Linked DNA regions of Homo sapiens: region 1 is linked to region 2. A link is a contact called in ENCODE Hi-C data. All regions are on one chromosome and are shown on one strand. Each heading gives the region's core, a stretch centred on a gene start or an enhancer-like site at or near the end of the contact. The rest is flanking DNA. Distances are from core to core; before and after follow the strand shown.

Region 1 (4,661 bases), core at 317-2,816, 61 kb after region 2:
TTTCATTGGCTAATTTCAGTGTGGAAAGATTTTCTCTTATGGGGCATGATGGTGCTTTGCAATCCTTGTGGCCCAGACTGACACAAGCATATAATGGGATGGACTGAGTGGGTGGGATGGATTGGTTTTGGCACCAGTGGGATGTGGCTTTATAGTCTTTGTGTGGCCCTGTTAGCTGACGTCAATGTTGACCCAGATTTGAGGGATCCTCAGTGGCCAAATTCTTGGATGTTTGCAGTGACAGCAAGGGTTTTCAGGCTCGTTGCTGGTAGTGGCTGCTAAGGTCTTCCTTATTTAATTTTCTCCCACTGGGGAAGTTGTGGCTTAGGGAACCATTTGACATGGTTCTGGTATGTGTGCTTCCTCTTGATGTTGGTGGCACAGGTGTATTTTGGGTGGCACCTATTGTGCAGCCATGTAACTGAGGCTTGGGTCATGGGCACACCTGAAGGAACTATGGTTCTGGGATCTGGAATGATAATGACACTGGTGCTTAGGGTGAAGACACTCCTGCCACCACATAGGTAACAGTGCTAGAGGTGTGAATGCTTTGAAGCAGCCAGGGAGCCAAGAATGGGAGCATAGATATATGTAGAGTTACAATGGCTCTGGAGTTGGGGTAGGGACTAACTTTCTGTGGAGGGTGAACTGGTGCCCAAAGTGTGGGCATGCCCAGAGAGACCTTGACTCCAGGGCCCAGAGCTTGCTCTAGTGATGGCCCAGTGTCTGATACATGGGTGGGTGCAGTGCAGTCCCAGACCCTGGGTCTGAGTGTGAGCTCTCAAGGGGCAGCTGCAGTTTGGGGTTTGCATGGTGTTGGGGAGGTGGCAGCTCCTTTTCCAAAGTAGCTCAATAGCATCTGCTTCTTGCAGGTGGAGGCAGTACAGTTGTGTCTCCCTCTCTAGGGTTTCCTGGTGGGAATGGCTCTTGGTTATCTCAGTGGCATAAATGCTAGCGTTCTCTGCAAAGCAGGGATCTTGATGACTACCACCACATGGCTGATACTAATTGCCTCAACCTTTCCTGTTTGTTCCTAACCATCTCCTGGCATCTCAAGTATGCAGATATCACTAGAAATCCTTCGTGTGCGGCTATTCTCCATGTTTTTGCTCCTCTGTATTGCTGCAGATTCTTTAATGGGCCCTTGAACCCTCGCAGACCTATTTTGGTTTGTGGATAGCTGTCTCTCTCTCGCTCTAGAGATATATATATAAGATATACATATTTATATATTATATATTTAAGATATATATATTTATATATTATAGATTTATATATATTATTATATATAATATAAATTATATATTATATATATAATATATATTATAATATATATTATATATTATATATATATAATATATATTATTATATATAATATATAATTTATATATATATATAATAATATATTATATATATTATATATGTATTTTTTGTGATGGGGATGAAGGCTAGTATCTTTCTTACTCCATAATCTTGGTGGTATCTCAGAAAACTTTCTTATGTCTCATAATTTATGTCTTTGCAGAGCCAGCCAGCCACTTTGTCGGTCATCAGGGCAGATAATCCATGGGTGCCAAGAACAATGTGACTGAGTTTGTTTTATTTGGCCTTTTTGAGAGCAGAGAGATGCAGCATACATGCTTTGTGGTATTCTTCCTCTTTCATGTGCTCACTGTCCTGGGGAACCTTCTGGTCATCATCACCATCAATGCTAGAAAGACCCTGAAGTCTCCCATGTATTTCTTCCTGAGCCAGTTGTCTTTTGCTGACATATGTTATCCATCCACTACCATACCCAAGATGATTGCTGACACTTTTGTGGAGCATAAGATCATCTCCTTCAATGGCTGCATGACCCAGCTCTTTTCTGCCCACTTCTTTGGTGGCACTGAGATCTTCCTCCTTACAGCCATGGCCTATGACCGCTATGTGGCCATCTGTAGGCCCCTGCACTACACAGCCATCATGGATTGCCGGAAGTGTGGCCTGCTAGCGGGGGCCTCCTGGTTAGCTGGCTTCCTGCATTCCATCCTGCAGACCCTCCTCACGGTTCAGCTGCCTTTTTGTGGGCCCAATGAGATAGACAACTTCTTCTGTGATGTTCATCCCCTGCTCAAGTTGGCCTGTGCAGACACCTACATGGTAGGTCTCATCGTGGTGGCCAACAGCGGTATGATTTCTTTAGCATCCTTTTTTATCCTTATCATTTCCTATGTTATCATCTTACTGAACCTAAGAAGCCAGTCATCTGAGGACCGGCGTAAGGCTGTCTCCACATGTGGCTCACACGTAATCACTGTCCTTTTGGTTCTCATGCCCCCCATGTTCATGTACATTCGTCCCTCCACCACCCTGGCTGCTGACAAACTTATCATCCTCTTTAACATTGTGATGCCACCTTTGCTGAACCCTTTGATCTATACACTAAGGAACAACGATGTGAAAAATGCCATGAGGAAGCTGTTTAGGGTCAAGAGGAGCTTAGGGGAGAAGTGACATTCCAGAGAATCTCAATCCAGCTAGGAAATTGGGAGACTTTCCATCTTGTAGCATCTAACACAGCCTTTTTATTTCCAGTCTGATGTTTGCAATGGCAATTATCCTCCTAGCTCTTGTTGTTATAATAATTCCACATATTCTTTCAATCCTTTATTCATTAAATATTTATTGGATGTTTACAGTGAGTGAGAATACAAATAAAAGTAAGATATAATCTTTCCCTCAAGGAGAGTACAGTCCAGGATGCTTTTAGTGCGATATTTAAGAGCTCATTCAGGAAACGTGTGAGGGCCTGTGAATGAGGGAGTGTCTTGGAAGTCCAGATATCTCATTGATAAATGAATAAAATCACTACATAATTCCTTTGTGTTGGCTAACACAGTGCTCAATGGAATTCATTCTTTTCTTTTAAGAGTAAAGAGCCACTTTACTCTTACCCTTTCATGCTCTCAGCAGGCAGATAAATAAATAAATAAGTAAATAAATAATGTGGAGAGGTCAAGGGATTTACTAAAAGTTACACTTTAACTCCAGAGCAGGGTGAGGACTAGAACACAGGTCCCTAAGTCAGCTTTCAGAGCTTTTCCTCAGGACCTCTTGATAAAGTGTGACTAAATGGACACCAAGCAGGAATGACCAAGAACTTTTGAAAGACCAGGAATGATGGTGATGATGACTTGGGATGATGAAGAGAACAACCAGGAAGAACAAGTTGTCAGCACTTCTTTCAGTGGTGCTGATTCCTCTCTCCAGCAGAACAGCTGACTGCTGCCCTCTTTAACCCCTGTTGCTTTGCTCCATTTTGCCGCTAGAGGGAGCCAAGTTTGTACAGAATGCAATTAAACGAGCCGGATTAGGTATCTCTTAAACATTCGTGGGTCATGTAACCTCATTGGGCCTCAATTTCCACATTTACAGAAGGAGATATTGACAATACCAGCTTCAGAAGGCTGTGAGAGGACCTATAAGACTTTGTAAAGACCTAAATCAAAGTCTGTTGTTCAATGGTGGCTGCTAGCTGTTTTAACATAATATCTTCGATTCCCCTTTCTCTTCCTATTCACCCCTCTATCCTTTCCCTCAAAGCCCTTGTAACCAAACTATCTGATTATTTCATTTACTCCAAAAATGTTTATTGAACACTTAGCATTTGCTGGGTGATATTCCTGGGGCTAGAAGTACAGCACAAAAGAAAGCAGGCAAAACTCTTTGTTCTCATGGAGTTTATATTTCAGTGTGTGGTAAAAGCTGACCCTTACTGAATTCTTCCAATCTGCAGACACTCTTCTAAATATTTTAATTGTATTAACTTTTTTGATCCTTTCAACAACTTCATGAATGAGATATAATCATCAGGAATGTGATGAGAGTTGGGTGAGAGTGGTGGTAGTAAAGAAGACTCATTAGTACCATCTGATGCTGAACAAACACAAATGCAAACGTTGATCTTGATTATGAAAAAATAGTAGCAATAAAATAGCAGTTGACACCTTGAAAGCATAATATTCTCAGAAGTTTTCATACACCAGCTTAATCTGTGTTGGATAAATAATCCCCTTATAAAACTCCTTGGAACAATGTGGGAGCATGCATGAATGGTTATTCAGGTTTAAAGGTAAGTGGCCGGGCGCAGTGGCTCACGCCTGTAATCCCAGCACTTTGGGAAGCCAAGGCGGGCGGATCACGAGGTCAGGAGACTGAGGCCATCCTGGCTAACACGGTGAAACCCCGTCTCTACTAAAAATACCAAAAATTAGCCGGGCGTGATGGCGGGCGCCTGTAGTCCCAGCTACTCGGGAGGCTGAGGCAGGAGAATGGCGTGAACCCGGGAGGTGGAGCTTGCAGTGAGCCAAGATCGCGCCACTGCACTCTAGCCTGGGCGACAGAGTGAGACTCCATCTCAAAAAAAAAGAAAAAAAGATAAGTGGAGATACAGACAGGCTAAACTATGTACATAGGCCACACACAGACTTCTGATTGCTAGTTTAGTGCTCTTTCACTACTGCTTTCATACAGTATTTTAAAGTAGAGTGATAGTGGTATGTATGTCTTACATATATATTCAGGCATGCATGTATGTATATATATATATTCATGAAGATGAAGACAGGTATATAAGGCGCAATCTCAGCTCACTGCAACCTCCACCTCCCAGGCTCAAG
Region 2 (4,312 bases), core at 345-2,844:
AGCTGATCTGAGATTTTGGGGCTGGCGTCTGTCCTTTCTCTGTTTCTGTAACTATATGTTCTATCAGTGATTTCCTTCTGGTTCGTGGTGGTCTTTAATCACCTGAGATTGTCCCAATCATGGAAGCAAGGAAGCCTTGTGGTGTGAGTGGAAGTGATCTGGCTCCCAGGCTCAGGTGGCCTGGAGTGTTACTGTAGGAGAGGCTATGTGGATATACAAAACCTTAGCCACCTTGGACAGAGTTCAGCATGGACTGGGACAGCCTGCCAATCAGTCCTGAGCAGTCTTGGTGATGCTCTGAGGTGTTGAAAGCCTGGGCTGTGGAGAAGGATGTGTCAGAGCATGAGGGGGCACTGGGATGTGTGTGTGTGTGTGTGTGTGTGTGTGTGTGTGTGTGTGTGTATGGGGGGTGTTGGACCTTTGTTGCCACTGGAGGATGTGACTGGAGAAAGTGAAAGCCCCAGTAAAGAGGAGAATCATACATGGATTAAGTTGAGCTGGGCCCTTGGAAGGGGACAAGCTCACCAAGTGACCAAGTGTAGAATGTGAGAATTAGAGGGAGAAGCAGAAATAAGAGGAGATGTTGATTGTCAAAGGAGGTCCACTAGGGATATCTCTTCTAAAGACTCTGAATGGTATGTGGAGAGGTTGAGGACACTGTTCTGCAAACCAAGGATAGAAAAGAAGGCCAGGAGCAGTGGCTCATGCCTATAATCACAGCACTTCGGGAGGCTGAAGTGGGTGGCTTGCTTGAGCTCAGGAGCTTTAGACCAGCCTGGGCAACATGGTGAAACCCTATCTCTACAAAAAATATAAAAATTAGCAGAGCATGGTGGCACATGCCTGTAGTCCTAGTTACTCAGGAGGCTGAGGTGGGAGGATCATTTGAGCTGGGGGAAGTCAAGGCTGCAGTGAGCCAAGATCACACCACTGCACTCCAGCCTGGGTGACAAAGTGAGCCCCTGTCTGAAAAAAAAAAAAAAAAAAAAAAAAAAAAAAAAAAAGGAGAAGGAAGTGGCATGAAGGAAAGCTGTAGGCACAAGATAATTTAAAACACTCATCTAACATGGAGACAGTAACACTATCCTGGCTGTTCCACATCATCCAATGAGGGACTTATTAACTTCCTAATAGAGCTCCTCCTCTAATCTGTTTCCACTGGACAGCCCTTTCCACACTTTAGTTCTACATACTACAGACTTTGTCTGATCCTGCAGACAATGGGGAATCATCAAGCATGTTCATCAACTAAAAGGAAAAACACTTTGGGACTGCTAGGGTCCTCAAAGGCCCTAACAGTCCTTCACAAATTGGTACTAATGTCTATCTACAGCTTTATTTTTTTGCTATTCTCCCCTTTATTCCAGCCACACACAAAGCATTTGTACTTGCTCTCTGCCTTCTTGGAATGCTCTTCCCTTCTACACATAACTAACTCCTACTCACCTTTCAATTTCCAACTCAGAAGCATCTCAGCTATGCAAGGGCTTTCATGTAATTCACCCACTGAGTGAAGAAGTATTTTGTATCATTTCAGATCACACCACCCAAATTGCTGCCTCTTGATGATGACCTCTTGGCTAACATACACAACATGACTGAATTCATTTTTCTGGTACTTTCTCCCAACCAGGAGGTGCAGAGGGTTTGCTTTGTGATATTTCTGTTCTTGTACACAGCAATTGTGCTGGGGAATTTCCTCATTGTGCTCACTGTCATGACCAGCAGAAGCCTTGGTTCCCCCATGTACTTCTTCCTCAGCTACCTCTCCTTCATGGAGATCTGCTACTCCTCCGCTACAGCCCCCAAACTCATCTCAGATCTGCTGGCTGAAAGGAAAGTCATATCTTGGTGGGGCTGCATGGCACAGCTTTTCTTCTTGCACTTCTTTGGTGGCACTGAGATTTTCCTGCTCACTGTGATGGCCTATGACCACTATGTGGCCATCTGCAAGCCCCTCAGCTACACCACCATCATGAACTGGCAGGTGTGTACTGTCCTTGTAGGAATAGCATGGGTGGGAGGCTTCATGCATTCCTTTGCACAAATCCTTCTCATCTTCCACCTGCTCTTCTGTGGCCCCAATGTGATCAATCACTATTTCTGTGACCTAGTTCCCCTTCTCAAACTTGCCTGCTCTGACACCTTCCTCATTGGTCTGCTGATTGTTGCCAATGGAGGCACCCTGTCTGTGATCAGTTTTGGGGTCCTCTTAGCATCCTATATGGTCATCTTGCTCCATCTGAGAACCTGGAGCTCTGAAGGGTGGTGCAAAGCCCTCTCCACCTGTGGGTCCCATTTCGCTGTGGTTATCTTGTTCTTTGGGCCCTGCGTCTTCAACTCTCTGAGGCCTTCTACCACTCTGCCCATAGACAAGATGGTGGCTGTGTTCTACACAGTGATAACCGCGATCCTGAACCCTGTCATCTACTCTCTGAGAAATGCTGAAATGAGGAAGGCCATGAAGAGGCTGTGGATTAGGACATTGAGACTAAATGAGAAATAGAGGCTGAGTCTTTGTATTGATACTTGGGTTTAGAATGACTGTTGAGTCCAAACTGAAGGAGCAGAATAGGTTGAAGGAAAGTTCACAGGACCTGTTAGTTGCAGATTATTCTACCTGGCCTCTCTCTTTAAAAAGTTCATTTTCATAACTTGAATAGTATTTCTTTTTGTGGAGGTACTAATTTTTTACCACCATAAATAACACTGTAGTTAATATTCTTGAATAGACATTTTTAACCATGCTTCTGACTTTCTTTTAGGCTTATTTCCTAGAGTGAATTTAGTGTTAGAGTATAAAGACTTTTGGTGCACAGTGTTACACTGAGTCACCTATCTTGTGAAAGTGCTCTTGACAGAATAGAATCCTGTCATTAAACACTTTTTTTTGGATAAGAAATGATTTTACATTGTTTCAAAGTATCTTTCCTTAGGACACCAAGGGGTATTAATTACAGAGAGAAAAATGTAACTTTATAGCCCTTCCCCTCTAAACCATTGCCCAAAGTGAGTATCACCAGAAATAAGATCCATTGATGCCATGTGCCTCTTGATATGGTGCACTGGAGAGGCACACAATATCATTATTGTGCTATTCTTACCAAAAATACACAACCTGAGTCTAATCATAAAAAAACACAAGGAGAGCCCAAAGAAAGAATATTCTGCAAAATTACTGTCCTTAACTCTTCAAATGTGTAAAGATGAAGAAAGAAGAATTACTCTGGATTAAAGATAGGTGACAAGTAAAGCAACATGTGATCCTGGATTGGATCTTGGATATTAGATAGAGGACATTTGTGGGGCAAAACTCTGTAGATGAGATAATAAAATTACATGAATGTTAATTTCCTGATTTTGATCATTGTACTGTGCTTGTCTCAAAGAATGTTCTTGGATTAGGGAATTGCTTATTGAGATATCTAGAGATGGAGGGACATCATATTGGCAGCTCTCAAACATTTCAGAAAAATTATTATTTTTATTGTATATCTTTAAGGTGAGCAACATACTGTTTTGATATACCTATACTATACACAAAGAAATTATTAGTCAAGCAAATTAACATACTTATCACTTTGCAGAGTTTGCTTTTTTTTAATGGTAAGAGTACCTAAAATCTACTCTCAGCAAATTTCCAGGATACAATACCATATTATTTACTATAGTCCTTATGTTGCACGTTAGATCTCTAGACTTGTTTATTCTATGTAACTACAAGTTTGCATCCTTTGACCTACTTCTCCACACTTCCCCTGTATCAGAAAATTTCTACCCATCTGTTTGTCTACATATCTATTTATTGAGAGCATGAAGGATAAAGAAAATGTGGCAAAATACCAATATTTGGGAAATCTGGATTAAGGGAAAACAAGAATTCTTTTTTGGAAGTTTTTGTAGGTCAAATCATTTTATAACAAAAAGTTAATAATAGGGGAGGGGTGAGGGATGAGAAATTATTTAATGGTTACTGTGTACACTATTTGGGTGATGGCTACACTAAAAATGCAGACTTCACCAGTATATAATATATCCATCTAACAAAACAACATTTGTACCCCCAAATCTATAACAATAAAAATAAAGTTTTGTAAATTAGAAAGACATCTTACCATTGTTTAATTTGCATTTTTAATTTTTTGCAAGCGTGAACGTTTTCATGTTTAATTGGTTTTGAGCCTTATTTACAAAGTTTTCAATGTTTCAAAGCTGACATTTCTTTACAGTAAAATCTATCAGTTTTAAGTTTTATATTTTATTTTTCCCCTTTTATTTTTAGTTGACACTTAATAATTGTACATATTTATGG

The links. Hi-C counts contacts between places; a loop is a spot of excess contacts on that map. Pooled maps may share reads with other maps.
Region 1: a map of heart left ventricle shows a loop between it and region 2 (3-fold over the local background). The contact joins the promoter of OR4S1 here to the promoter of OR4X2 in region 2. A Hi-C loop is called at or near these places in 4 of 168 maps with a recorded cell type or tissue (A673, CD8-positive, alpha-beta T cell, OCI-LY7 and 1 more) and 1 of 50 pooled maps.

What each region holds. Positions count from the first base shown.
Region 1 is chr11:48,304,657-48,309,317 of GRCh38, forward strand. OR4S1 (olfactory receptor family 4 subfamily S member 1) reads left to right here and starts at 1,567. Exons shown (of 1, transcript NM_001004725.1): 1 at 1,567-2,496. The coding sequence starts at 1,567. The coding sequence ends at 2,496.
Region 2 is chr11:48,243,510-48,247,821 of GRCh38, forward strand. OR4X2 (olfactory receptor family 4 subfamily X member 2) reads left to right here and starts at 1,595. Exons shown (of 1, transcript NM_001004727.1): 1 at 1,595-2,506. The coding sequence starts at 1,595. The coding sequence ends at 2,506.